Regions from separate parts of the Homo sapiens genome. Here region 2 is linked to region 1. A link is an interaction called in ENCODE POLR2A ChIA-PET data of the cell type or tissue named here. Cell type or tissue: Panc1. All regions are shown on one strand. Each heading gives the region's core, and the rest is flanking DNA. Links, peaks and the distances in the headings are about the cores only. Region 1 overlaps LGALS9 (galectin 9). Region 2 overlaps KSR1 (kinase suppressor of ras 1).

Region 1 (15,715 bases), core at 10,170-15,169:
CCTCTCAAGCACCCCTGGCTGTGGGGATGCTTCCCAAGCTCAGGGTGGCAGCCCAGGCTTGTGGAACCAGCCAGGTAAGTGAAAGGAGAGTGCATTTCCTGGGGAATCTCTCTTGCCCATCAGGGATCCTTGGAGGAAATCCTGCAACATCACCTGAGGCTTCTTTTTTTATTTTTATTTTTTGAGATGGAGTCTCACTCAGTTGCCTAGGCTGGAGTGCAGTGGCGTGATCTCGGCTTACTGCAACCTCTGCCTCCCGGGCTTAAGCCATTCTCCTGCCTCAGCCTCCCGAGTAGCTGGGATTAGAGGTGCCTGCCACCACGCCCAGCTAATTTTTGTATTTTTAGTAGAGAAGGGCTTTCACCATGTTGGCCAGTCTGGTTTTGAACTCCTGACCTCAGGTGATCCACCCACCTTGGCCTCCCAAAGTGCTAGGATTACAGGCATGAGCCATGGCGCCCGGCCCACCTGAGGCTTCTATTTCCTTACCCAGCCACACCACCATCCTGGTGGAATTCTCTTGTGAGGAGGGCCAAGGCCTGAACTACCTGCCAAGGGAGCACCTTGGGGTTTGCCCAGGCAACCAGCTGGCCCTGGTCCAAGGCATGCTGGAGCGAGTGGTGGATGGCCCCACACCCCACCAGACAGGGCACCTGGAGGCTCTGGATGAGAGCAGTGAGCCCTGGGCCAGGGAGCCAGTGCTGCCTGGCATCCTCTGGCCACCCCATCTGGCTGAGGGGCTGAGCCTGGGCCTGCCAGTGACAGTCATCCCTGTCCTTCCTGCTGAGAGGGTGGGCTGCCAAAATCTTATGTGAAAGCAGCTGTGGAAACAGTCCCAGCCACAGGCATGGCTCCCTGGCCTTAGTTTCCCCAGTGATAATGACACCACCAGTGTATCCCCCTCAATGCAGTGGCCAAAGTCAGAAAGTGGGATCAGCTGAGCGTGGTGGTTCACGCCTGTATTCCCAGTATTTTGGGAAGCCAAAACGGGTGGATCATTTGAGGTCAAGAATTCAAGACCAGCCTGGCCAACATGGTGAAACCCCATCTTTACTAAAAATACAAAATAAATTAGTTGGGCATGGTGGTGCACACCTGTAATCCCAGCCCCTCGGGAGGCTGAGGCACGAGAATCGCTTGAAGCCGGGGAGAGGAGGTTGCAATGAGCTGAGATTGCTCCACTGCACTCCAGCCTGGGTGACAAAGACTCCATCTCAAAAAAAAAAAAAAAAAAGTGGGATCAGAGAGGCAGAGCCTGGCAGTGTCCGCCACCATCTAGGAGAAAGTGAGGACGAGGAGACACATGTCCTTGTGACTGCAGGGTGATGGATGTGGTTCATCAGGACCCTGGTCAGAGGAAATAACGTCATACTCATATTTTTACCTAATATTTAGGGAACATGTTTACCAGGCACAGCACCAACTTTTTTTTTTTGACACAGTCTTACACTGTCGCCCAGGCTGCAGTGCAGTGACATGATCTCGGCTCACTGCAACCTCTGCCTCCCAGATTCAAGTGATTCTCCTGCCTCAGCCTCCCAAGTAGCTGGGATTACAGGTGCCCACTACCACGCCCAGCTAATTTTTGTATTATTAGTAGAGACAGGGTTTCCTATGTTAGCCAGGCTGGTCTTGAATGCCTGACCTCGTGATCCACCCGCCTCAGCCTCCCAAAGTGCTAGGATTACAGGTGTGAGCCACCACACCTGGCCACAGCACCAACTATATGTGCGCAATTTCATTCAGCGCTCATGCCAACCCAGCAAGATAGGTTGTGCTATCAGATCTGTTTCACAGGGAGGGAACCCAAGGCCCAGAGGCTTTAGTCACCTCGGAAGTGGAGAGCCAGGGTTTGAACCCATGTCTTCCAGCCCCAGGGTCTGTGCTGTGACTGCCCTGCATGCTGCCCCCTGGGAGTTCCCTTTGAGCTCATCTTCTGCTCACCCAGCACCTCTTGGTACAGCACCCAAGGGACTGCAGTCATGGGCTTTTCTCCAAGTGAACAACTGGCCTGTGAGGTATCCATTAGTCTTTGGTGGATTTAGTCATTGTGAGTCTGTAGATCACCGGTGAGTGTCTTGCTAAAGTTCAGGTCTGGGCCAGAAAAGGACGTGGTTAGTTTATCAGGACCACGCCAACTTACTGCCCCTTTGGGGGCTGGTGATCAGCCTTCCCTGGCAGTCCTTTCTCCATGCGCCACCTTCTTCCTGCCTTTTGCTCTTAGAGCCAGGTCTTTAGAGCCTCCTTTCCCCTGCAGCTGGAGAATAGAGGGTGTCTGCCTGGGGGCCTCGCTACCTACTGAGAATCCTGAATGGGGCCTCTTTTCCATCCTGACACCTTCCTTCCCCATCCAGGCAGCTACTGGGTCAGTGACAAGAGGCTGCCCCCCTGCTCACTCAGCCAGGCCCTCACCTACTTCCTGGACATCACCACACCCCCACCCAGCTGCTGCTCCAAAAGCTGGCCCAGGTGGCCACAGAAAAGCCTGAGAGACGAGGCTGGAGGCCCTGTGCCAGGTGAAGATCAGGGCTGGTGGGCAGTGGGGGTATGTGGGGGGTCCCAGCATGTGGGGAGCCAGAGTCCAGAGCTGGTTTTAACTTTCAAGAGGGATCCACACCAGGTTCCCAAAGTGAGACTTGTCAAAGGCTGGTGGGAAGCCAGGCATCGTCCGCTGGCCCATGTCTAGGACACAGTTGTGTTGAGTGAACTGAATTTTTCCAAGTGTCTGCAGGATGCAACCAGAGTGCACTGCCTTGAACATTAGCTAGAAAGGGGAGCCGCCCTTATCCGTCTTTGCTTTCCCCAAAACTGGAATAAACTTGTCACTTAAGATGTATTGGGGGATGGATGGTGTGGATGAATGGATAAATGGGCATAATGGGCAGAGTGACAGATGGAGAGCTGAATTAATAAGTTAATGAGAGAATGCATTAGCTCACCTGCAACTGTCTGGTTCCAAGTCTGCAAAAGGCACTGGTTGTCATTATTATTGTCATCATTATAGCTAATTATCTCGATTCCAACTACCTCCACCACCATTATTTTGTGGCTGCAATGTACTAACTTGGCACATGCTTTCTCATTTAATTCCCATAACATCCCCACAAGGCAGGCAATACTATCCTTGTTTCACAAAGGTTAAGTAATTGGGATGAGATTCCACAGCTAGTGAGGACACCCAGCCAAGATTTAAACCCAGGTCTGATTGGTTCCAAAGCCTTGCCCCAAATTAAATTGCAACAAAAATTTGACCCCTGCCCACGAGTTGCCGACAGTGGAGGAGGTCACATAAGTTAGATAAATGTACTGGACTGAGTTCCTCCAGGACAGGAACTATTTCTTCTCAAGCTCGGTAGTCTCAGCACCCTGGACAGTGCCTGGCACATGGACTTGTTTGTTGAGTGAGTGAGTGAATGAATGAATGACTACTAGGTTGTGAAAGCCTTTTCCCCCAAAGTGGGGCAGGTGCCCTGAGTCGCTCACATCACCCTCCACTTACTCTCAGAGTACAGCAAGTGGAAGTTCACCAACAGCCTCACGTTCCTGGAGGTGCTGGAGGAGTTTCTGTCCCTGTGGGTGTCTGCTAGCTTCCTGCTCTCCCAGCTCCCCATTCTGAATCCCAGGTTCTACTCCATCAGCTCCTCCTGGGATCACATGCCCATGGAGATCCACCTGACTGTGACCGTGCTCATGTACCACACCCGAGGTGAGCCCAGGGAGGAGGATCTGGAACAGCCGCAGTCTGCCCCTTATTGGGCATCTGTTCATCAACTCAGCCTCAGCTCCCTCATCAGTTCAAGGAGGGAGGGAACACCCACCACCCAGAGTTGTTAACCGTAATAGGAGGCGTGTGGGAGAGATCTGTAGGAACCAGGCACTAAACCAAGCCTTCTGTATGTATATGATCAGTTACATTGTGGGGTAGGCCCTGTGTGCATTTTACAGGTGGCACAGAAAGTCACACTGTTAGTAAGTGGAGAGCAGAGATTCAGACCTGATTAGTCTAACTGCTAAGTCCAAGTCCTCCACCACCCCACTGTTCCACTACTCTTGGGACAATTTAATGAGATCAGACGTGGAGAGCACCCAATGCTTGGTGGGAGGCCAGTGGTTCTTAGTCTTCCTGGTCGTGCAGCCTGAACACAAGGGAGATTCTGCATTGATTGTTCATTCACTTACTCAGCTCATTCAGTGATGGTTTATCTCACACCTCCTCATGCCTGGCACTGGGGTGGGTGTGGAAATACAGCAGACATCAGCCCTGCCCTCAGGGAGCATCTAGAGGCGGCAGTGGAGAGATAGGCATAGAAATAATTAGATTATTCTCATTGTGCTGAAGCCAAGAAGGAAAGGTCAGGGTCACTGAGGGAAGCAAAGTGGGCCGGGGTGGCAGGGGGCGGGGTGATGCTGCCATAGAGCGGGAGGCCAACATCTCGTCCAGGTGGTCTCGGCTCCACCACTGGCCGCTGCCCCCTGCCCTGCCCTCTGTAACTGAGCGTTGCCTGGGTGGGCAAAGCTGGGAGCTGCCCACACTTCTGAGTCCTCTGTCCTCTAGGAAGCACAAACACAGTTTCTAAAAACTGGCCAGAGACTCTGTTTGCCCTGCTAGAGAACAGCCACCCAGACCAGGAGAGGAGAGGCCTACATGTCTTGTGAGAGCAAAATTTAATCCCGAGGAAAACCAGGGGGACCTCTGCAGTTGGTTGGAGGCCTCCTTCAAGTGCTGGGCCATTGTAAGGGGAACAGAACCCAGAGAAACCTCCTGGGTTTCTACAAGCCCGGGAGGGCCCACTGAGGAGGAAAGCAAGGTGCCAGAGCAGGCTGAAATGCGCGGAACTCATCCACCACCCAGGGTTGCTACCAGCAAGGGCCACGCTCATGAGCACGCACAGCAGTAGCCACCCTGAGGGGCCACTTCATGCTGCTGTCAGTGGAGCTCAGTGGTGAGCTGGGAGTGTTCCCGGAGAAAGTCTTTGGAAGGAGCACTGGAGTAGGAGTCAGGGAAGCTGAGCTGTCCACCTGATTCCACCGCGACCTGAGTGACCTTCTCCAAGTCACTTTTCCACTCCGGAACTCAGTTTCTGCTTGGGCAGACGGGACAACCTGCAACCTCTCTAAGTCCCTTTCAACGTTCCTCAGCTCCGCGCTTACAGAGGGTGGATCTCAGAACCAGAACAAACAGCTGCTCATTGAGTCCTGAGAGTGCCTGAGTGGGGGCGTCCAAGGAGGCCGTGGTGTGGGCGGAGCAGCTGGTACAGTTTGCACATGGGCAGTAGGGGACATTGGTCACTTTGTGGTATCGTAGCAGATGGCCAGGGTCCCCTGCACCACGGCGTCTGCAGCACATGGCTCAACAACTGAAGCCTCAAAACCCAGTGCCCTGCTTTGTGCGGAAGTAAGCACCCCTTCCACTCTGTCCCCTGTGGGACCGCCGACCCCTGGGGGTTCCGGGAGGAAAGGGAGGGATCTGGGGTTTAGGTGCCACTCGGGGGCCCCGTGGCCCATAAAGAAGACACTGGGGTCACACTGGTGTGCCTGTCTCTAGCAGGGACAACGATGACAACAGTGCTGGAGGGGCCCAGAGTCCAGTGAGCATGGCCCTTTTTCAGAAGGACCTGGGGGAGGTGCTGGTGCCTGGACAGAAGTGAAGCAGCCTGCAGGACATGGGAAATCAAATAGGAGCTTCTTGTCCTCTCCATCTCCTCACGACCACCCCCCACAGGCCCAGCTCCCCAGCCATCCTGTGTGTGCGTGGGCCTGGGGTGTCTGAGGACTGGCCCCCTCTTCTCCTGTCCTCTTCCGTGTCAGCGGCTTCCACCTCCCCGAGGATCCCTCCCATCCTCGCATCCTTGTCAGGCCTGGCACAGGTATCGCTCCCTTCCACAGTTTCTGGCAGCAGCGGCTCCATGACTCCCAGCGGAAGGGTAAGGCTGGAGGCTTCCCAGGTGGCAGGGGCACCAGGGGCAGCGCCTGCCTAGAATCAGAACCGCAGCCCCACGAACGGTTCCTGGACCTCTCTGGAGGGAAGATCTCCCAAGTTTGCCTCCCTGTGCGGGCCTTTGTGGGTTAGAATGGCCGCCTTCACGTCTCCGGCACCGGAGCCGGGGCTCCCTCTCCTGGTAGTGGGGATAATGGGAAAGTCCTTGCTTTTGAGCTCCGATGGGCTGAGGGAATCCCGCATCTGCATTTTCAGTTGTGTGACTATGGATGAGTGATCTGAATGCCCTGGGCCTCAGTTTCCTCATCTGTAAAGTGGGGATAATGCTATTAACTAGCTAGGATACTTGTGGGAGTTAAGTGAGAATTCCAGTTGGGCTTGGAGCCGTTGCGCCCTCTGGTGGCCAACATGATAACAACAGCCCGGGACTCCCGGCAGTAGTGCTGGAAGGCCGCAGGACCCTGGTCTTCTGGTGCCGCCGCCCAGATGAGGACCGCCACCTACCGGGAGGAGATGCTAGAGATGACCCGGAAGCGGGTGCTGCATGCGGTGCACACGCCTATTCCCTCCTGCCTGGCAAGCTAAGGTAAATGCAGCCTAAAAGCTGGTGAAGCCATTACACACACAGGCTTCAGTATGAGCCCTGGGTCCCCACGGGCCCCTCGCCTCCCTGAGACTTCAGCTCTTGAGCTCTAAAATGCAGGTAGTTCACAACCATCAGAGTGATGCTATGAAGAGCGTTACACCCTCTCATACAGCATAAGCGACAGGCCCGGAGAGGTTCAGGACTAACCTAGGTCACACGCGGGTTAAGCCCAGAGCTTAGCCTGCTGAAGGTCCCCAGCAGGACCCCTGGGACATGCGACTGCCCAGGGAGAGGTGATCCAGGCTGGCTGTGTCAAGCCCAGCAAGACTGGAGGGCGGCCAACGCTTCCACCACGGCCCTCAGACAGGCTCTGCTGCCCCCAGGGCCGCGTTGTCTCCTGAGCCGGAGGTGTCAGAACAGACTCTCGGTCCTCACACATTTGTCCCATCAGGGCACCTCTCGGGTCCAGTGCTCTGTGCCCAGTGCTGGGGCCACTGGGCATCCTGTGTGGAGCAGGAGCAGAGAGTCCCCGACTGACTCCTGGACCTTCTAACTGCGAAGCCCGGGATCCGTACCCTGCAGGGACCTGATGGACAGTCTGCATTGAGAGGCTACCTTTTCCAGAGTATAGACAGAGCCCTGGGCAGGGGGACTGGCTTCACTGATGCTTCTTTGAGGCATGGCAAATTCAGAGACAGTCTGGGATCCCCACTGGATGGTCAGCCCCTCGAGGGCAGGACTGTGTCCAGCATTTATCTCTCTAATCCCAGCCCAGCCCCAGGGGCATCTGTGCGCCTCATCCTAAGCCTGGCCCCATGCAAGGTCCTGGCTGGGAGGGGACTCACTCCTCACCCCTTAGTGCCCTCTCCCCACTTCCCTGAGGACAGCAGGCCTGCCTGCAAGCCTTGTCCCCAGCAGCTGGGGACTGAACCCACCACTTCCTCTGGTTTCAGGTCGATGTTCAGGACATCCTGCAGCAGCAGCTGGCCAGCAAGGTGCTCCGTGTACTCCACGAGGAGCCAGGCCACCTCTATGTTTGCTGGGATATGCGCATGGCCTGGGATGTGGCCCACACCCTGAAGCAGCTGGTGGCTGCCAAGCTGAAATTGAATGAGGAGCAGGTCGAGGACTATTTCTTTCAGCTCAAGGTATAGTAGTGGGTGTGTGGGCTGAAGGTGCCGGCCAAGGGCACAGGCCGTTGGAGCCAGGACCAGGGGTGGCAGGTAGACCCAGGGGAGTCAGGCCCAGAAAAGTTCTGGGCCCCAAGAGAATCTTAGCAGTGGCTGAGATCTGAGCTGGGTGGGCTGTCAGAAGGCCCTACTGCACATCCTGGACCAGTTGGCAGCTTTGAGAAGTCGGGGGAATGTGTTCCATTTTTCCATCTGTAGAATGGGGGCAGGAGAGTCTCCCTGGCCTCTCCCCAAACCCCCCTTTCAGAAAGTATCTGTGTGGCCAAAGCAAGGCTGTGAACACAGGGGAGAGCAAGGCTGCCCCTTGTCAGCCTCGTGTGAACCTCACACTTCTTATTTACACCCAGGCTGGCGTCTGCTCACCCTCATCCCCCCAGCAGGAAGGGCTTGCATTTTATTGATGAAGATAATAGTGATATTTATCAAGGGCTTACACTGGGCATACTACTTGCCAAAGATTCTGCTGTGACATTTTGTTCAGTGCTGCCGAGGATTTTGTGAGGGAGGCACCCCATTTTGCAGAGGGAAGGGGGCCTACGGGGACCACAGCAGTGAATATGAAAGCCTAGAGCTCAGTCTGCCTCTCTGTGGTACCAAAGCCTGTGATTGTCACTTCCATACTCTCCCTAAGACACATTCGTACGTTCAACCAAACATTTTTTGAGCACCTACTATGTGCTAGGGATAGAGCAGTAAATGAATCAGGCAAAAATTCTTTACATTCTACTGGGGCTGACAAACCCAAACAAGGAAGAGCTGTAGTGCTTCAGAGAAAAACAGCAGGAAACAGCCCAGAGAACGCTGGGGAGTGTAATTTTAAATAGGGTGGCCAGGGAAGGCGGAGCTGGAAGGCGGCATCTGAGAATAAACCTGAGATGGTGAGGAGGAGCCCTGTGGATACTGAAGGAAACACTCTGGGCTGTTCTGGAGGGGCAGCAGGTACAAAGGCCCCGGGGGTGGGAGTTAAGCTGGTGTGTTTGAAGAACAGTGAGGAGATAACAGGCATTTCCCCAAATGCGTTGAATGGGTCGGTAGACAGTTGGCATCAAAAAGGTTCCAAGGTCGAATAGCCTGGGACATGCTTAGTTAAGGCAAGGCAAACACGTTGCTTTACTACAAGACTTCTGGAAGCCTTCAGCATGCTGCTGCTCATCAGGACCCTTCAAGGCTGGAAGGAAAGAAAGGATGTGGCATTTCCCAAACATATTTATCTCAGAGCTCACACCTCCTGGAGTATCTTGGGTGGGGGATGAGTGCTGGGCAGGAAATGGGTATGCTAAGTAAAGCTTTGGAGATGGTTAGAGGGCCCGCACCAGAGCAGGTGCTGAGGGCCGTTAGAGTCTAAACCAGATTCAAGCACAATCTTAGTATGACAGTTGGGAAGACAGATGGCTCATGGAGGTCCATGTGATAGGGAAGCTGGGCAACCCCGGGGGCTCATCCCAGCCTGGACTTGACACTTTGGTCTCTGTTTCCACCTAAAAGAGCCAGAAGTGCTATCACGAAGATATCTTTGGTGCTGTATTTCCCTACAAGCAGACAAGGCGGCAGTGCAGCCCAGGAGCCTGGAGATGTCAGCGCTCTGACGGCCCGTAGGAGGGGTTAAAGCTGCCGGCACAGAACTTAACCACGGAGCCAGCTCTGCATTATCCGAGGTCACAGGGCCTGGGGAGATGGAGGAAAGTGATATCCCCCAGCCTCACATCTTATTTTTTCACTTCATTCCCCATCAAGCCCTTTACTTGACCTCCTACCAAGTAGCACCCTGGATTGATCAGAGCCTCCTCTCTCAAGCTGGGGCCTTCCTGGTCCCTTGGAGACGAAATCTTCAACGCCAGGCCTGGCAAGTGGGTGAAAGATGGAACCCGCTGCTGAGTGCACCACTTCAAGTGACCACCAGGAGGTGCTGTCACACCACTGTGTATTTAACTGCCTTGTGTACAGTTATTTATGCCTCTGTATTTAAAAAACTAACACCCAGTCTGTTCCCAACGGCCACTTGGGTCTTCCCTGTATGATTCCTTGATGGAGATATTTACATGAATTGCATTTTACTTTAATCACACTGTATGTGTGTGTGGCGGGGGAGGGGGGTTGGGGGCTGTTTTGTAGGGAATGTGGCCCTCAGTTATACAGAGTGGGGAGCTGGTGGGTGTCGCAGCCTGGACAGATCCCCCACAGAGGGACAACCCAGGCAGGCCATGGCTCCTCTGAAATGGCTGCCAGGTGTGACAGCAGAAGATGGAGCTTCGTTGCTTGTCCAAAGACCTGTGGTAGGGCAGGGGGCACAGGCCTGCCTCCCTCACAAAGGATCTGAAACGGGGTCTGGCGTGGGTGGGATTCTCACATGAGGCCAGCGCTTCTGGGAAGGCCTTGAGCTTCTTCTTAGACACTGTCTTAGCGTTTTGCTCTGGGGCCACCTGTCCCATGTGAGTTTGTCTCATACGGATGTGGTCCCTGGGAAGGCAACATGTCGAGGCAAGTGTGGGCCACAGCATCCTCGTCTGAGGGATTGGGGACCCTCCCGGGTTTGGAGCTGGCCAAGGAAGGCTTCTTAAGAGACTGAGCCCCATTTCCTTCTCCTGGTCAGAACCAAGGAAGGAGCTCAGCAGGGGACGCTGGGGTCCTAGCAACACACGGCTCCCAGCTCGGGTTTGGTGTCTGCCTCCTGGCCGCCCTAGCCGACTTCGCCCCTCTCTCTCCCCTCCCTCTTCTAGCAGCAGAGTCTCAGGTGGCAGGAGAAGGTGTAGTGTCAACCTCAGGCTCCAGAAAAGCTCTGTGCCCTGCGCGACAGCCGTGCATCTCAGCAACACAGCCAGGAGTCCGCTCCCGGACCGGGGCTTCTCAGGTTTGTGTTTTTGTTGTTGTTGTTGTTTTGTTTTGTTTTTAATTTTGAGACGGAATTTCACTCTTGTCACCCAGGCTGGAGTGCAATGGCGCATTATTGGCTCAATGCAACATCTGCCTCCTGGGTTCAAGCGATTCTCCCCCCTCAGCCTCCCGAGTAGCTGGGATTACAGGTGCCCGCCACCACACCCGGCTACTTTTTTTAAATTATTATTATTTTTAGTAGAGACGGGGTTTTGTCATGTTAGCCAGACTGGTCACAAACTCCAGACCTCAGATGATCTGCCTGTCTCGGCCTCCCAAAGTGCTGGGATTACAGGCGTGAGCCACCATGCCCAGCCGGCTTCTCAGCTTTAATGTGTGTGTCTCACCTGGGGTGTTGTGAAAACGAAGGCTCTGATCTCTCAGGTAGGTATGTGTGTGTGTCACGGGGCAGGGGGGCGGTGCGCGGGATGCCGCGTTTCCAACAAGCTCCCAGTTGCTGCTGGTGCTGCCAGCTCCGAGGACTACACTGGGGCCTGAGGAACTGGATTCTTGCTGAGCCAAGCAGGATGTGTTGGCATCACGTGGACGCGGAGCTGGGCTGTTGGGCAGTGGCCCAGTGGCTGGCAGAACCCCACACATGAACACTGAGCCACTTTTCCCACGCAAGCCCTAACCCCTAATGCCGGGGAGACCCACAATGGAACACACACCCAGACGGTGCTTCGGATCAGCTTCTCCTGACCCCCCTCCCCAAGCCACCTCCTCCCACTGGGACGCCAGGTCTGAGGAGGCAGCTCTGACCCTGCTGTGGCCCTCACAGGCTCTGCCCCAGCCCCTCTCCCATCTCGGAGGCATGGGGCTGTTTCCTGGTGTCCCCCATTACCACCCTTCCTGTGTCCGAGACTCCTGCCCAAAAGGCTAGAGCCCCAGCCTGCTTTCTCCAACACCCTCGTGGGATTTGCAAGAGACCCTCTGGGAGGAGGTGTGAGGTCAGGACCCCCTGCCCAAAGGGAGTCCATGCTTTCCCATCCCACTCCTCTCAGCAGCACCCCCGCCCGATTCCACAGACTCCAAAATGTCTCCAAATGAATTAAAGAAGCCATGGTCAACCCACATGAATGTGCCAACAAGCATTTTCATTTCTTTATTTTAAGGACACTGGGAAAGGAGCCAGTCCTCTGAAGAGAACACTCTGGTCAGGTGGTGGAGGCCAGTGGGAAGCCATCAGGCCTGCTTTCCAGGAGGGGTGAAGGGTTGGTGCACGGTGCAAGGTGAGAGTGAGGTTAAAGGTCAGAGAGGAGGGGCTGAGGAGGCCACCTCCCACCAGGAGCAGACAGCTGGTGGCTTGGGACTGGGGTGGAGCTGCGTGGGGGATGGGAGGGGACTGAGCATGGGGCTTCATCTTCACTGCCCACTCCTCCCCTCTCCCTGGCTGTGCCTGCCTCCTGGGATGGTAGGATTCCAGCAGCTGGAGCCCCAGGTGCTGCTGCGGCTGAGGAAGGCAATCCCCGTCAGCTGCCTTCTCCGTTCCAGGGTGGCTGTAGCCAGAAGCAGGACCAGACAAGGACATGGCCTCTGCATTAAAGCCCAGATCCCAGGCAGGGTTGGAAAGGCTGGGCCTGGGAAGTGGGGATGATGAGAGGACCCAGACTGCCCCACACCCCAGCCCCCGGCCCCAGGGCCAGGAAGCCGCCTATGTCTGCACATGGGTCAGCTGGATGTCGCCCCCCACTTCCAGTCTGTTGATGGTGGGCAGGTTCCTCAGGCGATGGTAGTATTCAAACAGGTGCTGACCATCCACGGCCACCTTGAGGCAGTGAGCTTCACACAAGATCCACACCTGTGCAGAGATCATGCCGTTTGCACTACACTTGGGAAGTCCTCCACCCTCACTGCAGCCTCCTCTCTCCCTCCCTCCCACCCTCCCTCCCTCCTCAGTTGTTAATAAGCCCCTCACCTGCACTCTATCCCCACTGAACGACGGCTCTTCACTAAACAGGCTGTGCGTGCTCTTTCCCCTGTACTGTTCCCTGGTCTAGAATACTGTTCCCACCCCATCAGGGACAGGAGCACTGGCCTGTGCCGTCTGTATCCCTCAGGCCCAGCACACAGGAGTGCTCTGGGCCTGGGCTCCTGCAGCATCAGTCTCCTAACTTGTCTTTTCCACCCCAATGCCTTCTCCACGAAGCAGTCAGGGTACAAATGTTAAAACCTCCTTCCCTTTGCAATAGCTAACACTCCTATCACACATGCCACCTGCCAGGCACTGTCCTAAGCATACTACAGATACTGTCTCATTCCATTCTTACAACTCTAGGAAATTCATGATTATTAGCTCCATTTTGTAGATGAGGAAACTGAAGCACAGAATAATTAAGTCACTTGTCCGAGGTCACACAGCTGTCTACAAATCAAAGTATGTTGCTCCCTGGCTTGAAACACTCCTGAGGCTTTTCACTGTGTTAAAATCCAAGCTCCTTTCCATGGCTGCAAAGCCCTACATCAGTCATTTTCAACTCTGACTGCAGAGTATAATCACTTAAGGCATATTTTTAAAATACGAATGCCCAGCTGACTGCCTCATTGGCCTGGGCTGGGGTCCCAGCACTGATATTTCCTTTGTAAGCTCTCTGGGTGATTTGAATATGTAGTCAGGGTGGAGCACGCCTGCCTGCTGTTCCTGGACAGGCCACACCCGTGCCTCTGCACGTTGGCCCTAGCTGCCCCTCCCAGGCTCGCTCTATCTCATCGCTCTGTTTTGCTTTGTGCGTGGCACTGTCGTTATCTGTGACAATCTGTCCATGCTTTACTTTCCTTGTTCTTTCCCCACCTAAATTATAAACTCCCTGGAGGCAGGACCCTGTCTGTGTGCTTCATGACTGTGCCCCCAGCATGTGGGGTGCTTCCTGCGCAAAGCAGGCGACAAGAAAATGGTTGTTGAGTAAATGAAGAAATGAATAACACCTCCTTCTTGGGTCTGATTTGACACTTACTGACTGTGTGACCACAAGCAAGTAACCTGCACTTGTGAGTTTGTTTCCTCATCTGAAAAAGCAGATCCCAGCACTTCCTTCATGCGGGACAGTAATAATAATAATAATTTGTTGGCCACCTTCTCTTCTTTTGGGCCTTCATCCCAGAGGAATCAGCCCCCATACTGTTCAAGGTACCTCAAACCTCCTTTACCCCCTCCCCCTGTGCACCCATGGGAGCCTCTCCAAGCTCCAGACTGCGGTGCCTTACTGAGAAGCTCTGGCCACGGACGAAGGGCATTTTTCGGGGCAGACTTCGCTCCTCAGACCCCCAGGAGTTGTCGATCTGGGTGTTGCGGACCACAGCATTCTCATCAAAACGGGGGTTCAGGTGGAAGGCGATGTGGTTCCCAGAGCACAGGTTGATGTGGAACCTGGGGTGGGCAGCCCACCTGAACCTTTATCCACCGAATTCTGAGTCCCATTTCCTCCCCATCATCAGTAGCCTTCCTGAAGCCAGGGGAATGGCTGGACTGACCTTGAAGGGCTCTCTCTTCCCAGAGGTCACTGGAGCCCTTGGCTTACCTCTGAGCACTGGGCAGGACAGTGCCTGACAGGAGGATGGACTTGGATGGGTACAGCCCTCCCAGAATGGTGGTGATGAAAGGCATCGGCTGTCGGAAGAAGGGGGACAGGTCAGCCACCACGCGGAAGGGGAAGATTGTACCAGTTCCCATGAATTTGGGCTGTCAGCTGAGAAGAAGCCCATGATATCTTTACTTGGTTCCATAAAAGCCAAAGGAAAACTTTCCAGTGCTCCTCAAATTAATGGGCTTAGATTAGTGTCATGAAAGGAACTTTGGCCAAACACAAAAAGACTCGTTTCGTGGGGTGAAAAGGGAGGGACATGCAATGTGCTCATATTGACACGACAGTTTTAAGGTTGAAAGCTCCTCTCCACAGCCTTCTAATTCGCTGGGATGCTTTGAAGCCCTTCAGCTTAACAAATGACTGCTTTTAATTTTTCAAGGCCAGTGGATCCCCCCACAGCGGCCCTTCACCCCCAGCCTGCCCACCACAAACAGAACCTCTGCCCTCCCTGAGAAACCACTTACATAGGCGGGGTGGGGGTACATCATAGGTGGGATGGCGGGAGTCTGTTGAAAAGAAACCAGGAAATTCAATGGGAGAGCACATGGGTGCGCGAGCACTCACCCAGGCGCACCCACGCGTTCTAGAGAGGACTCCACTGTGAGGCTGACCTCGTGAGCCTTTGGCCCTTGGACTCGCCCGTCTACCTCCCTTTTCATGTTAGCCTTCCTGGAACTTCCTGCCGTGTTCCCAGACCACACCACGGTCACCTGCCCCTCAACCCCTCCGCAGGCAGCCCCACTAATTCTAAGCCCCCCTGCCTCATTTGCACCATCAGGAGAAGAGCTTAAGCCTGTGATCAATAGTGACATCCTGGGGACCCAGGATGCAGGGCCAGGAACCTCACATCCGGGTGCTGGGGCCACTGTACTCCCCACTTGGTGACAGATGGACCAGTTTCCCTCCCGGTCTCTAGGGGACTTGTCTCTTCCACCACTGGATAAACCCTGCTTCTTCCAGAATCTCTGCTGTCCCAAGGACAGCTTTAGCCACATGTCACCTGAGCCAAGCACTCAGCCCCTAGTGTCCCCATCCTCCTTGCTAAACCGCTTTCTTCCCGACTCTAGGGCTCTAGGGAGTTTAGTTTTTGGTGAAGGAGGACACTGTGCAGCTGTGAACTGACCAGAACTTGTAGACTTACAGAGAACATCTGTCCAGGGGCGCTCTGCACTGTGTGGATGACTGTCTGGGTCTGGAAGAAAGAAACCAGGTCTCACCCAGGCTCTCACGTGTGAAAACCACCAGCTCCCACCAGAGGGCGCCACACGGCAGGCACCCTCCAGGGGGCGTAACAAGCCCAATGGCCCCACAGACCCCACAGAGGGTGGGCCCAGGTGTCTCTTCTCTCAAGGGGATGAGCGAGGGGCAAAGGTTAGAACCCTGGAGAAGACAGATGGGGACGCTGGTGGCTCTGGCCCATCTTTCCTCTCGGGGAAACGTCTCTCAGCCTAGCCTCCCTTTGCAGGTGACAGAAGTGAATGTGGGGCATGGTCTTCCGTGGCTGCCCACGGGGTGGCAACTCAGGTTGTTTCATCCAACCCCCACA
Region 2 (15,715 bases), core at 4,448-9,447, 71 kb after region 1:
CAGCATACTCAAACCCATCGGAGCTGTCCAGGCTCCATCCCATAAAGGACCCTAACAGCATGCACTGGGAGAGGGGATCAGGCCCGTTCCAAAGATGACTCCAAGGCCCAAGATACACCAGGGCCCAAGGAACCCCCTAGAAAAAGGGTGCCCTTATTGCTTCTCGGCCTTTTGGCTAAGATCAAGCGTAGGAAAGGGGTGCCCATGCCGAGGAGAGAAACCAGGTGCCCCAATCCTCAGGGGTACAAGAAGGTAAGAGGCACCCAAGGAAAACACTCCCTTTCTTTCTGTGCTGCCAAGGGTATACTGACAAGGGCAATCTTTGTAACAAAAAAGACAATGATCTAACGCCCATCAAGAAGGGACAAGATAAACTATACAACGAAATAATATGAACAAGTCAAACAAATGGGGTTTAATTAATTATAGACATACACAAAACTGCTAGCCTGGTTGGCTCCTGAAAGGGGAACCCTGTGACTGAATAAAAATGGTGGGGTAGAGTTTTCACCACGTACCCTGAGAAGCCACAGAGCTGCTGCGCTTTGGACCATGTGACTGTCTCACTTGTTCAAAATATATAGATAGAAAAATTTGTAAGTCAAAAACTAAACAAAAGAGTAAAACATTCCAAGATGTACTGACATGATGTTCTCAGAGATACCAAGGGAAGTTGAAAAAACAAGTCATGGGACAGAGTAGATGGTATGGTATCTGACAGTCACTAGTGGTTTCTGCCAAATATTCCAGTTCTCCCCTCCTGGGCGTGTGGGCAAAGAGCACTGTTTCATTCTCCTGTTCAGGTTGGGCCAGGAATGGTGGGTGGAACTTCCAAGAAGGAGTACGCAGCTGCCAGGGCATGACATCTGGAACTCACTTCTCCCTCTGCCACCGTGGCCAGCAATGTTCAGACAGTCTGGGCCCGGAAGGAGGCTGACCCATGATGGACAAGATGGACAAGGCGGCATGAGCAAGAAACAAATCTTTGTTCCTTTAAGACCTGGTGATTTGGGCATATCTGTTATTTCTGTGTAACCTGGCCTACCCTGACCCATACGTGGCATCACGTCATGTGCATGTACGTGTACATACAAAACCAAATCTAGAAGGATTCAGCCCACACCACTAAAGTAGTCTGAGGAATGGACTGAAAGATGGGGGCACCTTTTACTTTTGACTTTACACACGTCTATAGGGGTTGATTTTATTGGTCCTTCCATATATCTTTATGATTAGAAAACCACAGAGGGCACTTTTGGTAGCTGCCCAGAAGGAGCACTCACCTCATCGAGGAGACGTCATCAATGCGGTTCCCCAGCTGAGACTCATGGGACTTGCTCCGGGTGAGTGTGGGGAAGCTGGGCAGCAGCTGGAAGACCTTGCGGCTGGGTGGGGGGGGCGTCCGTGGTGGCTTCAGCTTGGTGTGCCGTCGCAGCTGGGGTGTGGTGGGCGGGGTGATGAAGCTGTGCAGGGCACGGGGGGTCAGCCGGCCGCTGGCGTGCAGGGGAATACAGGTGTCTGAGAGGCCCTCACTGAAGCTGGGGGTGGGGGAGTCTGAGGCGGGCAGAGCTGACACGGAGATGGAGCGTGGGCCCTGGGCGCTGTTGCCTGCTCTGCCCAGCTGGGAGCTCCCTGGGGGCCAGGGCAGGCTGGCTGCTGAGAGGGTGTCCGTGGAAGGCCCTGAGCCACTTTCCCGCCGCGCATCCAATGAACTCCAACTGGAGTCCTCCTTGTGCTCCCCTCCTGTGGACCAAGACGTGGAGTCACAGATGGTCAGGGCTGGAAGGAATTCACAGGGGAGATGGCTAGGGGCCAGAGATGTTCAACACCTGGTGTGAGGCTGCACTGTTTCTTAAGGGAAGGCTTCAACTACCAACCTTTACCTGGTTTATAAAGGCCGCTCACTCATGCGCACACATTATCTAGCCAACCATGAGGCCCTCGGCGCAGATACTACCACAGGTTGAGCATCCCTAATCTGAAAATCCAAAATCCAAAACGCTCCAAAACTTGGGAATTTCTGAGCACCGACATGACACTCACAGGAAATGCTCATGGGAGCACTCTGGATTTGGGGATGGGGAATGCTGAACAGGTAGGCATACTGCAAATGCTCCAAAATCTAAAAAAACCCAGACTCTAAAACACTTCTTGTTCTAAGCATTTCAAATAGGGGATACTCAACCTGGATCTCTGTTTTACAGAGGAGGAAGCACAGCCCAGAGAGGAACTGGCTCGTGCAGGGCTCTTATGGGCAGGTCTTGGGGGAGCAATCCAGGAAACCCACCCCAAAAGTGGGGTGACCTCAGAAACCGAAGGGGTGACCAATCTTTAAGAGTTAGGAAAGGGAAGCTGGGTGTGTGAAGGAAGGAAAAACTCCACTTTAAGAAAATTCAAACATTGGGACGAGGGGCTATTCTGAGCATCCAACAGCAAAGTGCTCTGGGGCTTGTGAAAAAAGATCCAGGAAGAAAGGGATCAACAGCCACTTCCTTCTACACCAGCCTTCGAGTGACTGTGGGCTGCCCCTACCATGATCCTGTGCCTGAGGCCCCCGAGGCTTGTGTGGCTCTGTAGTGTTTGAGCTACAGCCATTCAAGCACATGCTGGATGCTGGGTGGAAAGGCCTAAAAAGACCCATCCTTGTGCTTGTAGAGTCGAATGGGCATGACAGGCACATAACACACTATGTATGCTCTGTGCCAGGACAGGGGGCTCTGCAGAAGAGCAGACCTTAAATCAGCTGTGGGGGTGGAGAGAGGGAGTGTGCCAGGGAAGGTTTCCCAGAGGAGGTGGCACCTGGGAGCCACCTATGAAGCTAGCTCCACATGAGCCAGCTATGGAAGAAGGTGGAGAAGGAGCACCAGGCAGAGGGAACAGCATAATGGGAAGGTAAGGGCATACGGCACCTTCTGGTCACTACGAAGAGTTCTGTGTGCTGTCAGAGGTAAGGACAAGCTGGGGAGAGGCAAGGGATGAAGCTGGGGGGGTCAGCCTAGTGGGGCCAGATCAGGAAGGGCCTTGAATGTCTTGCTAAGAACTTTAAATCTCATATTGAATTGTAATCCCAATGTTGGAGGTGGGGGCTGGTGGGAGGTGACTGGATCATGGGCGTGGTTTCTCATGACTGTTTTGGCACCATCCTCTTGGTGCTGTTCTCGAGAGAGTGAGTTTAAAAGTGTGTGGCACCTCCCTGCCCCCTCTCGCTCTTGCTTTTGCTCCTGCTCCTACACTGTGGGACGCCTCACTCCCCCTTGCCTTCCGCTATGCCTGGAGCCTTCCCGATGCCTCTCCAGAACCAGAAGCTGCTATGCTTCCTGGAGAGCCTGCAGAACCATAAGCCAAGTAAACCTCTTTTTTATATAAATTATCCAGTCCTGCAGATCACCAGGTCAGGAGTTCGAGACCAACCTGGCCAACATGGCAAAACCCTGTGTCTACTAAAAATACAAAAATTAACCAGGTGTGGTGGTGCATACTGGTAGTCCCAGCTACTTGGGAGGCTGAGGCACAAGAATCGCTTGAACCCGGGAGGCAGAGGTTGCAGTGAGCCAAGATCGCGCCACTGCACTCCAGGCCGTCTCATAAATAAATAAATAACCAATCCAGTTTCAGGTATTTCTTTACAGCCTGTGAGAAGGGACTGACGCACCTGTATTGCACAAGCCCTGCCTCCCTCCTCCCTCCCGCAATATCTGTTCTTCTCCCCAGTGTACAGTGGAGGTCACTGTGACTCAGGGAGGCCACAGACACTGCCCAAGGCCAGAGAGCTAAGAAAGTGGTGGGATGGGAATTGAAAACATCGATCTCAGCACCGTGCTCCCCACCTTGCCCCCGACAATGCTACTGATTCTGAATAACCTAGAGCGGAACAGCTGTGGGAGGTAACAAGCTCCATCAGAGGTGGTCAAGCCACTTCTCAAGAATAGGGGGGATGAATTAGCCTTCCCAATTCATAAGTTTCTTTGCACATCCCATCCCCTCTTCAAACACCCTTCCTCCCACCTGACTGCAGTGACTTTCTATTCAGGAACCGACTAGACAGGAGTTGCTCAGTCCCTGTGCTCCCATACCGCTTGCTCCTTACGAGCTACAGCCATGACTGACACTGTAGCTCATAGACTGGCCTACTGGAGGCACCAAACAGGTTTCTTATTGAGCAGATGAAAGGATGAATTTCATGAATCTATGAGTAAGCCTGCTACCAAAGGGAGCAAGCTTGCCACCAAAGGAAACAAGCCCCAAAGTTGCAAGTTGCCTATTTAATCACCACTGCTCTAGGCCCACTTGAGGATGGCCAGTGGGTCTTGATGTGTGCACCGACACCAGCTGATTGGCAGTGGCTGCTTGAGAATGACACTACAGTCACACAGAAACATCTGTGGGTTAGTGATATCTGCCTCGGGTGAAGGATTGGGAGGATCAGCAGGAATGTTCATCTCCTATTCACCAGCACAGACAACCATCCTTCACTCACTTTTTTTTTTTTTTTTTTTTTTTTTTTTTTTTTGGTGAGACAGCATCTGGCTCTGTTACCAAGGCTGGAGTGCAGTGGTATGATCTTGGCTCACTGCAACCCCTATCTCCCAGGTTCAAGCCATGCTCCCACCTCAGCTTCCTGAGTAGCTGGGATTACAGGCACACACAACCACTCTTGGCTAATTTTTGTATTTTTTGTAGAAACAGGGTTTTGCCATGTTGCCCAGGGGGGGCTTGAACTCCTGAACTCAAGCAATCAGCCTGCCTCAGCCTCCCAAATGCTGGGATTACAGGCCTGGGCCACCATGCCCAGCTGTTCACTCACCTTTCTTTAGACCAGAGATTGCAAAGGAAATGACTTCAACACTTTCTATCACCTCATAGGCCTCACACTGAAAAGAACATCTAATACATGCCAGGCTCTGATCTAAGGACTTTACGTTAACTCATTTCCTTTTCACAACAACCCTGAGAGAGGTGTCGTTATCACTGCCATTTTACAGATGAGGAAACTGAGGCAGAGTGAGGTGAAGTAACTCACCAAGGTCCCACAGGTTCTAAGTGGCCGAGCAGAGTGCTGGGCCCAGGCAGGGCCCAGGTGGTTTCATTCCATAGCCCACCTGTACTCTGACTAGACTGCTCTCACCAAGCCCCATGGGGATGCAATGAAGATGCTGTGATGCACAATCTAATGGGATCACTGGTACCCAGCGGATCCCAGCAGGTGCCCGTGAAGTGCAGCCAGCACTGGGCAGACGAAAGGCCGGTGTCCTGGACTGTGATGGGGCTAGGACTCTGCTGGGGATGCAGAGGCACCACAAGCTGAGACTAAATGAGAGAGAAGAAACCCAGAAAATGCTTCTTCTTCAGGGGCCTCCTCTAAGGCCTGCTGGAAAAAGCACCCTCTGAACAAGAAACCTGAGTTCAAAGCCCAGCTCTGCTCCATGCCAGGTGTGGGGCCCCAGATGACTCATCCAACGCCTCCAGTGGTCAGAGAGGCCTCAGCTACAAAGCGAGCTCAACACTACCTCTTACAACGATGTGGCCACAATATGTGTGTCACACGCCTGGCACACAGTAGGTGCATAAATTAGTGATCTCCCTCTCTTGGCATCTAGGACAGGTAGACAGCAGCCTGCATGACACAAATAGGTCACTACCACTTAAAAGCTGACTCTTCCACAATTCTTTAAAATCCAGGCATAAGGAGGAAGCAAAGAAGGGCTGACAAATTACCCCAAAGATCTCAGCTTGGGTGGCAAGCATGGGGACAAACCAATCGCCATCAGGGCCCAAGGTTCAAATTCTGGCTCAGCCACCAACTGCTGTGTGCCCTTACCCAAGCCCTTTCCCTCTCTGAGCTCAGTCTCCTGTAATATGTGAGAACAAGAACACCAGCCACACTTCTGTTGTGTTTATTTTCAGCATCTGCCGGGAGACCTGGCAGGTCAAGATTTTCTGAATTGAGTGCAACTTTCTACACTGTGCCGTGTTCAGAGGACTTGATACAATGAGGGCAGAGAGGAAATTAAGCCCGATCCTCTCTGGGAAGAAAAAACCAGGCAGAATATAAACCTTGGTGCCTTCCTTAAGCCTCAGGCAGACGGAGATAAGACAGGGGCCTCAGATAATTAAAAACCAGGCCTGATTCCATTCATGAGGCTTATTTTAATGCCTTATCTATGTGGTAGTGGGACCATTAAGTCAGGCATTTGAAGCTGTTTCCGACGCAAGATTTAGAAAGCCTGTGAATAATTCCCAAGGACCTCGTGGCAAGGCCAGGATTACACACTTTGCCTGGGACAGCCACGTACACACTCCCAGCTAAAGAGCCATAGAGTTTCCCTAATCACCCTTGGCTCAGGCCCACATCAGCATGTGCCTTCTGAGCACAGAACCCAGCCAGCAATGGGGACAGGAGAAGACGGGGAGAGGGCTGGGGGCTGGAATGTGGGAAGCTGGCAGAGGGTACACAGAGCCCTCAACAGAGAGGAAACCATGCCAGGCCAGCCCAGCCCAGCAGACAGGCCTGGGATTTCTAACCATGGCTGAAACCCCTCAGATTCGGCCTGGCCAGACCCACCAGGATCCAGAGCCCTGAGGACCCTGGGAGAGCTTCTCAGGAGGCTGTGAACATCCAACCCTGGCCTTTCCAGGCTGCCCCAGAAACCCTGGGCCACGCTTGCCCCGCTCCATCACCCACCATAGTGAAGGCCACAGCCCCAAGGGCACCAGGCCAGGCAAGGGAGAGGGTGGCAGGCCCCACGTACCCAGGCCTGTCACCTTCCGCAGGCAGGTGAGGGCATACTGCAGACGGCCACACTCATCCCCGCTGGCCCCACAGCGCCGCAGCGTCTCCTTCACCTTGGCCTCATTCATCTCCAGCAGGGCATCCAGCGTGAGGTCTCGGGGGATCTCCTAAGGGGACAGAGGGACAGGCAGAGAGGCGGTGAGCAGTCGGCTGGGCCGGGAGCCCCTCAGCCTCAGGCTGGCCTCCTGCTGAGTGGCAGGGGCCAGCTGCTGGCTGGGCCGGCCTCTGACCAGAGCCACCACGTGCTTGGGGACACAAGCAGAGCTCCCTGGCCCCCACCCTCCAGGCTCCCAGAGACAGCAGCTGAAGCAGACTCGGTGGGGGGTGAGGGGAGGAAGTAAAGACCAGAAAGGTTTGGACGAGGGCATGTTGCCCAGCTTGTTTCTTCTTACTCCTCTGCACAGAAAAAAAACAGCGAGTCATAACAACTTTTTAGAATGACGAGTACTTCAGACAAAGATGGCCCTTCACAATTTTGTTGTATCTGAATCAGATAAGAGAGATTTCAAATCAAACTGGCTCAAGAAAGGAAGGATTTAAAAAAAAAAAACAAAAAAACCTCACCAAACACTGCAGAGGCACTTACTGCCTCACCTGATTTCTATCAAAACTTTTCACTGGCCCCACCTGACAGATGAAGAAAGAGGCTCAGAGAGATTATGTCACCTGCACGAGGTCACTAGGCCATACGGTGAAGAAAGTGGCAGGCAGAATTTTAAGGTGGTCTTGTGACCTTTGTCCCCTGGTGTTGCTCCTGATCTTGTTACATTACAGAAGTCTCCCTCTTATCTGCAGTTTCAGTTACCAGCAGCCAACCATAGCCTAAAACTATTAAATGGAAAATGCCAGAAACATTCCAGAAATAAACAATTTATAGTTTTAAACTATGCACCATTCTGAGTAATGTGATGAAATCTTGCGCCATCCAGCTCCATCCCACCGGAGACGTGAATTGTCCCTTTGTCCAGCGTCTCCACACTGTCTCCACTCCCGGCCTGTTTGTCACTTAGTAGCTATCTTGGTTATCAGATCAACTGCCACGACCTCTCCCCACATAGGCACTTTATCATCTCACAGCATCACAAGATGAGGGGTGAGAACAGTACAGTAAGATATTTTGAGAGAGAGAAGAGAGACCACATTCCTGTAACTTTCATTATAGTGTATTGTTATAATTGCTCTATTTTGTTATTGTTGATTATTAATCTCTTACTGTGCCCAACTTACTAACTTTATCAGAGGTATGTATGTATAGGAAAAAACACAGTATACATCATATATATATATATTCAGTACTATCCATGGTTTCAGGCATCCACTGAGGGTCCTGGAACATATCCCCTACAGAAAAGGGGGTATTACTATATACAGCAAAAGGGAAATTATCCAAGTAGGCTTCATCCAATCACAAGAGCCCTTTAAAAGCAAAGGGTTCTCTTGAGCTGGTAACAGAGAAGTCAAGAGACCTGAAGCGTGAAAAGCAGACTTTGAAGGAGGAGGGGAATGGGGGTGGCCTCTGGGAAAAAAAGTAGCCCCTGGCTGACAGCCATTGAGGGAATGAGGACCTCAGACCTCCAGCCACAAGGAAATGGATTCTGCCAATAACCTGAATGAACGTGAAGTGGATTCTTCTCCAGAACTTCCAGGTAAGAGGAAGGCCTGGCCTACACCTTGACCTCAGCCTTGTGAGATCCCAAGTAGGGATATAAGCAGAGCCTGAGTGGATTCCTCCACCTAGAGAACCATGAGATGATAAGCGGGTGGTGTGTTAAGCTGCTAAATTTGTTATGAAGCAATGGAAAATACAAAGAATGAATGGTAGAATCAAGGCTCAGTGGACTTCAAAACTTGTGCCCTTTCCTCTCATCAGGGAGGGAGGAAACCTCTCCAGCTCTGACTACTTTGAGCCACATGACACTGTCAGAGGCACTGGAACCAGAGCCATTCCATCTTGAATAGGGGCTGGGTAAAATGAGGGTGAGACCTGCTGTGCTGCATCCCCAGGAAGTCAGGCATTCTTAATCATAGGGTGAGAGAGAAGGTCACAAGATACAGGTCACAAAGACCCCATGATAAAACAGGATGAGCTAAAGAAGCCAGCCAAAACCCACCAAAACCAAGATGGTATCCCAAGTGACCTCTGGTCTTCCTCACTGCTCATTATATGCTCATTATAATGCATTAGCATGCTAAAAGACACTCCCACCGGCACCATGACAGTCTACAAATGCCATGGCAATGCCCAGAAGTTACCCTATATGGTCTAAAGAGGGGGAGGGGCCCTCAGTTCCAGGAATTGCCTGCCCCTTTCCCAGAAAATTCACAAATAATCTACCCCAGTTTAGCATATGGTCAAGAAATAACCATGAAAATAGCTAACTAGCAGCCCTCAGGGCTGCTCTGCCTACGGGGTTGCTATTCTTTTGTTTCTCCACTTCTCTAATAAACTTGCCTTCATTTTATTCTGTGGACTCACCCAGGATTCTTTTTTGTGCAAGACTCAAGAACCCTCTTTTGGGATCCAGAATGGGACCCCTATATCCAGCAACAATACCAAACCTGGGACAAATATAAAAAACCAATGGGACATGCCTCTGGTCTCAAGTGGCCTACAGCCCAGTGGGAGGAGTGACAGACATTTAAACAGGTAACTACAATGCAGTAAGATGCGCACTAGAGCAGAGAGAGTTCAAAGAGCTATGGGACCAGATCAGACCTTTTTTTGTCTTTAACCCTTTCTATATTTTCCAGATTTTCTGTAACAGAGAAGGCCAGACATTCCACATCAAATGACTGCTATAAAGCTCACAGTTCTTGAGAATCTAAGCCAATCCTGATTTTTAGCAAGTTGTGTCTAATTTTACTTTTAAGGACTAATTTCATTGTCATTCCATTTACATGCTGTAATTCCTTGTCTCAAGCGTCAAAACTAACCCTAATGAAGATACTGGCTGAGTCCTGAAGGTATGAGGCCCAACCCATACCCCTCTCTCCCATAGCAAGGCTGGAGCTAGATGCCTGCCTTTCTGTATTTGTTTGTTTTTTACTGTACCCGCTGACGGCAGATGCTTTTGTAGCTTTTCAGTATATTCTTCAATCTTCAGGGCTGTAGGCAAGAATCACATCACCACTTAGCATGATCACACCAAAATAAAGCCAGACACATAACTGTACCAAGAAGCTCATCACTGGTTGGCCAAAACCCTGGTTGCCTTCCAGAAGATAAAACTAAAGTGTCACAGGAACCACTGATGAGAACGGCACCAGCAGGGGAGGCAGATTAGACAAATGGTGCCATGCAGAAGCTTCTATACAATCAACATGTCTTGCTTTCTTTCCCTTAGCCTGTCTTCCACTGAAATGAGGTTTGGATATCTTTGCCCTCATTTGACTGTTAAGAGCACCTTGGCGATACCGTCAGGGTAAGCACAAGAGCAACCTTCACCTTATCTGAACAAAGCAATCCTCTACTTGTCCGGAAGGGTGTCCTCAGTTTGTCTCTCCACCACATACTCCAAGGCTGTGATGACTCAGCAGTTTGCCCAGATGATGATAGAGATGTTTAATGGGGCTGGGGAGGGAGCCAGGCTGAGGAAACCCAATCTTCAACCTAACTATAATGCAAATAGGGATTCTTTTTCTTTCTTTTTATTCATCTCCTCCTCACCCATACCAAGTTTCAAGTTCTCAAAGTAACTACATTTATTATTACAAACTATTTGCCAGAACAATATGCCTAGGGCTTTGTATACATTATTTTATCTTTAATCAACTCCGCAAGTAGATGGAGTTAAGTCCATCTTACTGAGGCTCAGAGACTTCACAGCTTAACAAGTGGCTGAGCAGAATTGAAACCCACGTGCGCACGATTCCAAACCTCCTCCAAATATTCCATGCTGTCCACTTGTTAACCTGGCAAAGCCTTGGGATACAGCAGCTACCTTTCAGGGGAAATTATTTTTTTCGAAGTAAATTAATTTCTACCTACTTTCAGAAAATAGAAGTGAGGTACAGAAACAGCTGGATTGGTTACAGCTCCTTTGCCTTATTTGAACAAGATTCGAACAGTTGGCTACATTTGATTGGCACAAGTGCAGTCTACAGTGTTTTTATACCTCCACTTGTTATAGTTCATGATATACAGAAAAACCTTTAGGCTGAACTTAAAATATCTAAGGAGGTAGCTCTAGGCTAAACTTGATTTAACACACTTCTCTGCCTTTTTACTGAACAAGAAACCCAACGGCAGCAATGGCAATGCTAAACAGAAAACCCCCGCTTTCCTCCCTTGGTGTTGGGGAAAGGGGCAGGCAATGGAGGGGCACCAGAACTTCTGGTTTTAAAGAAATCTGAATTTTTATTTTTAAATGGCTGGCTTTTACATGGTGATAACTAATTCAAATCTGTGCAAACAAAACAAATTATGTCCATGAGGAACATGGGGCTTCCAGGCCTAAGCGCGGAGACCCCATGGGAAGAATCTGATGCCTTCCAAGGTTAATCTGATCAGTGAGTGACATCTAAAACTTTATTTCTGTAGGCAAACGGGGGAGGATGCAGGCCCAGTAGCAAGTACTCCAGGGGACCAGGCTTTCTCAGTGAGGGGCCCACCCTGGAAACAAAGTGCCCCACCTCCCAACTCTACAACTGACTCTGAGACCCAATGTTAACTTAATCAAGAAAGGAAAGCTACCAGGACGGTCGCGTGGCTGTGAAGGCCCCTGCGAGGGGCCCTGATATCTCCCAGTATCATGACTCAACAGTGCCCCAAAGCAACTCAGCACCCCCGAAACCTCACACATGGATGTGACTCGCCCACCCACAGTGACAGGCACAGCCAAGTCTGATTTAGGAAGATGTTTTCAAAGCAGAGTAACTCACAACTTTCCTGGATCATCTCTAAACCAAAAACAAATTAGGGAATCAGTTTTGCCACCTGCTGAAGGTGAACTCGCAGGTGAAGCCACTCTGAAACCTTCTCAGGTCTGAGAGGCTCCAGTGCCCCAGGAGGGCATCCCATCTGCCAGGAGGTGCCCAGAAGATGCTAAGTTGTCTCAAAGCCAAGGGCAAAAGGCCCCTCTCTCTGCCCATACCCCAAAGTTCTGGAGAACCCGGCTGGGAGTCCGTACTGCCTCCAAGGAATTACTGCCCACCCCAGCTTCTGTCTAAAGAACAAAATATGGAACTACAAACCAAAAACGGAAGACATGGATGCCCAGACCATCATAGGAGATGCCCAATCCATCTTGAGAGATGCCCAGTCCCAGCTCCGACAAGTCTCAGGGTTAGCATGGGTGCACACAGGTGGGGATGCAGGAATGAGGAGCAGAGTGACAGCATCAGAGATCATTGGCTCCCTGCCTCTGCCTGTCTCTCTCAAACCAGGAGATATGTTCTCCAGTAGGTGGGATTAAGTTATTCTTTCTGATAATAATTGGAGAGCAGGGCCAGTTGAGTGCTGAGGTCACTCCCAGTCTGTGACAATCCAGTCATGTCATTAGCAGGAGACTGCTGGTCTCCATTCTCTCCAGTGGAGGGTGAGGATGGGTTTGGGCAACGTGCTACCCCCTCCCCCAGCAGCTGGCAGAGGCTGGCGTCACAGGCCATGCTGGGTAAGCCGGCAGCTCAGGGCCAGTTAGGTATCAAATGGTATCCAGGGATTTACTAGCAGCCACGGGGCTGCCTGGGGTCTATACTTAGAAACCTGGGCCTGCTGACACTGAGAGGCGCCACACTCCCTGTGGCCAGTCAGGTGGACCAGGAAAATGCCAGGGGCGGCACCGCTGCTGTACCGGCCACGTATACAAACACACTGCACTTCACGCAAGAACACGGGTGAAAGCTGGGTTGAAGGAAGATCAAGAAGCAAACCCAGGCTCTGTGTTTCTGTTCAGTTTTGCATCCCTAGAACATGCCTCAGGCAGTGCTGCTGGAACACAGGTCCATCTGTGGAACCTGGATCACTGGTGTGCATGGGTGATGAAAGGGATCCTTAACCCCAGACCTTTCCCCAGGAACTGGTCAGACCAGAGAGGCCAAAGGTGGGCTCCTAGAGCCCTGTGGGTGGTGACATAGGACCCTGCACATCCCTCTGAGGCCAGAGCCCAGCGGGGCTGGAAGGAGAGAGAGAGAGAGGAGCAAGTGGAGAAGGTTTCTATGGCAGCCCAGGCTGGGAGCCACATGTCTCAAATTGGCAAGGGAGCACCTGACAGATGTTTCTCCTACCTGCACCCACCATTGGGGCTCATGGAGAGGGAGGAGTGAGACTTGGATAGTAACAGTCAGATATTCTGGGAGGCACAGGAAGGGCTGAGGCAAGAGCCCAGGTCAGGCAGCCTCCAGGGGCTTCCACAGAAATCAGCAGAAAGCCTGGGGATGTTGGCTTTGCTTGTGGCCAGTTCCGGGCCCAGCCTCCTCACTACCCCACCCCTGGGAAGCAAGGCAAACAAAACCCCCTCCCAGGAGAGTCAGTTGGTTCCTTGAGGGCAAACTCCCCTCTTAACACCATTCCCTAGAGGCCAACACAGTGAAGCAAAGAGCCAGACTGGGTCCCCGCAATGCCCCTGACCTCGGACAAGTCCCCGCCCCTCTTTGGGCTTCGGATTTCCCATTTATAAAATGAGTGGTTCTGCCTAGAACAAATCAACGGCTCTCAATCCGGGTTGTGCCCTGGAATTTTCCAGGGACTTTAAAAATGAATCGCAATGCTTGGGCCCCACTTCAGACCGGCCAAATCAGAATTTCTGGAGGTGCGGACCATGAGGGCAGACAGGCGTTGGGGCCCAAAGTCTGGCTAAGGCAGCCCAGGACAGAACAGGTCTGGGGATGTCCAGACCAGAAGGCAGATGTGGCCACAGCACGGCTGTGTTCAGGAGGCCACATTCCTTCCACTGAACTCGAGCCCAGCCCAAACTCACAGCTGTCCCAGGAGACGTCCTCTCCTGTGCCCAGGTCCCTGCCTCCCTCTCCACAAAGCAAATAGGGGCTCACAGTAGGGAGCTGGGCTTGAACTGGAACCTTCAGGATTGGCTTCTTCTCACGTATGCATTGGTAAGCCTGGGATTGAAAGCTTGTTTAGAAAGAAGGTACAGTGGTGGGTGTGGAGGAATAGAGGTCAAAGGGGAGAAAGAGATGAGAGGGGTTCAAGAAAGGGCAATAAGCATTTATTACACATGTCCTGCGTGCCAGGCACTGTCAGATGAACCACAGAGGTCAGCACATGCAATCCTCCTAACAGCCTGAGATGGGAGATAAGGCTGAGAGAGGGCGGGTAACTTGCTCAAGGCCACACAGAACAAGGCCATCTCAACCCACCACCAGCCAGCCCTTGTGTCCACTGCCTTGCATTATGAAGTGAGCCCTTTTTCCCAGGGCAGCGTTTATTTGCCACCACTGGCATCACAGGTCACATATGACTTTCCAGACCCCACACCGCTCTATCCCTGGGCCCAGCTAGGGTGAGCTCTGGCAGTGGGGTTTAAAGCAGCTGCAGGAGGCTCCTCCAAGGAGGTCTCTCCATGTTCCCTTTTAATCCCACTTAGCCTCCACTCCAGTCCTTTGGAGGAGGCTGGCACTTTTCAACTCTGCCTGGGACCAGATATCTAGCTTCCAGCTGCACCCGCTGTCACCACAGCCACCACTTTCTCTCCAGGCCAGCCCACCCTCCTGGAAAGCTTGTCCTGTGGCTGCCTCCTTGCTCTCCCTATCAGCGTGGAAAGGCCCCATTCCTCCTTCTATAAATCCAGAGGTATAATACATAGTGTGAGAATAGGCAAACTTTTTCTGAAAGCCACACAGAGTCTCTTCAGCTTTGTGGGCCACATGGTCTCTGTCGAAACTGCTCCACTCTGCTGCTGTGGCACCACCAGAGCCACAGACAACACGTACACAAATGGGTGTGGCTGTGCTCCCATAAAATTTAACTATGGATACTGAAACAAATTTCATGTAACTTTTACGGGTCACGAAATATTCTGTTGTTTTTAATTCCTCCCGCCAGTTCAAAATGTAAAAACCATTCTTAGTTCACAAGGCTCTACAAAAAATAGTGCTGGGCTAGATTTGGCCCAAGGGCCAGAGTTTGGCAACCCCCAAACACATAGCAATGCTGTTGGGCTCCACCTGCTGGTGGCCCTGGGCCTGGCTCCTCCTCCTTTCCCACCTCCCCACCTAACCCCCAGCACACAGTCAGCAGGACAGGCTTGCGGGCACACCCACATCTTGTCACCTTTCTCTGCATCATCAACACACATTTCTAAAACCAGGCTCCTGTGTGAAAATGGCCGGATGTGTCCTGCATTAGAGAAACACACACAGCTACTCCAGCTTTGGGCACTGGTGTGTCCCCCAATTACTCCCAAAATGTAGAGAGGAGATGGGAAGGCTTCTACAGAGTGGGTTTCCCTACTCCCAGGATGTTTTGTAACATTTTACAAAATGCGTGATTGTAAAATTTTAATTCTTTTTAAAAAAAGAAACAGTATTATCCACAAGATCCCACACTAGAACTTGAGTCAAAATGAATACATTAAATTTTTTAAATGTTTAAAGAACATTCAAAAGGAAAAGTGGGTCAGGATGGAACGTGGGAGGGTGAGCCACAGCCAAAAAGCTGCGTTAACCTTGGGTGACACTTGACTTCTAGGGGACTGGCAAATGAGAAAGTCCCGCCCTGCACAAAATAGGGCTATGTGCAGGGGCTAAAGCTGAGGGCCTGGGATCAGAGGCCCTTTCAGGGATGGCAGCTGGCTGAGGATGGGGCTACAGAGGAGGGTAGGGACAGGACGTGCCCCTCAACAGGGACACTATTCCTCTACGGAAGGCAGAGCCCTGACAGCAGGCCTCAGCTGGGACTGTTGCCGGCAAACTGGGATGCGGTAATCCTATGAGGAGGGTGCAGGGTGCTAGGTGTGGCTAGAGATGTAA

What was found. Peaks named below come from ENCODE experiments on the same cell type or tissue, not always from the same donor. Only the 100,000 strongest peaks of a DNase experiment are listed, where the experiment ranks them.
Region 2: POLR2A ChIA-PET joins it to region 1 with 5 read pairs; 2 of 35 experiments call an interaction of 5 or more read pairs at or near these places.

Annotation. Positions count from the first base shown.
Region 1 is chr17:27,645,507-27,661,221 of GRCh38, reverse strand. It overlaps LGALS9 (galectin 9), which reads right to left. Exons shown (of 11, transcript NM_009587.3): 7 at 15,311-15,361; 8 at 14,634-14,675; 9 at 14,104-14,192; 10 at 13,790-13,952; 11 at 11,662-12,386. The coding sequence ends at 12,240. It also overlaps the pseudogene NOS2P1. Among named protein-coding and RNA genes, the nearest start is that of LGALS9, 22 kb to the right of the region's middle. In Panc1, for the core only: no CTCF peak of the experiment used is centred there; no DNase peak of the experiment used is centred there.
Region 2 is chr17:27,568,674-27,584,388 of GRCh38, reverse strand. KSR1 (kinase suppressor of ras 1) reads right to left here. Exons shown (of 21, transcript NM_001394583.1): 3 at 6,750-6,897; 4 at 1,284-1,743. Among named protein-coding and RNA genes, the nearest start is that of LGALS9, 55 kb to the left of the region's middle. RefSeq lists enhancers at 5,025-5,094, 13,834-14,594. In Panc1, for the core only: no CTCF peak of the experiment used is centred there; no DNase peak of the experiment used is centred there; H3K27ac peaks cover 665 bases.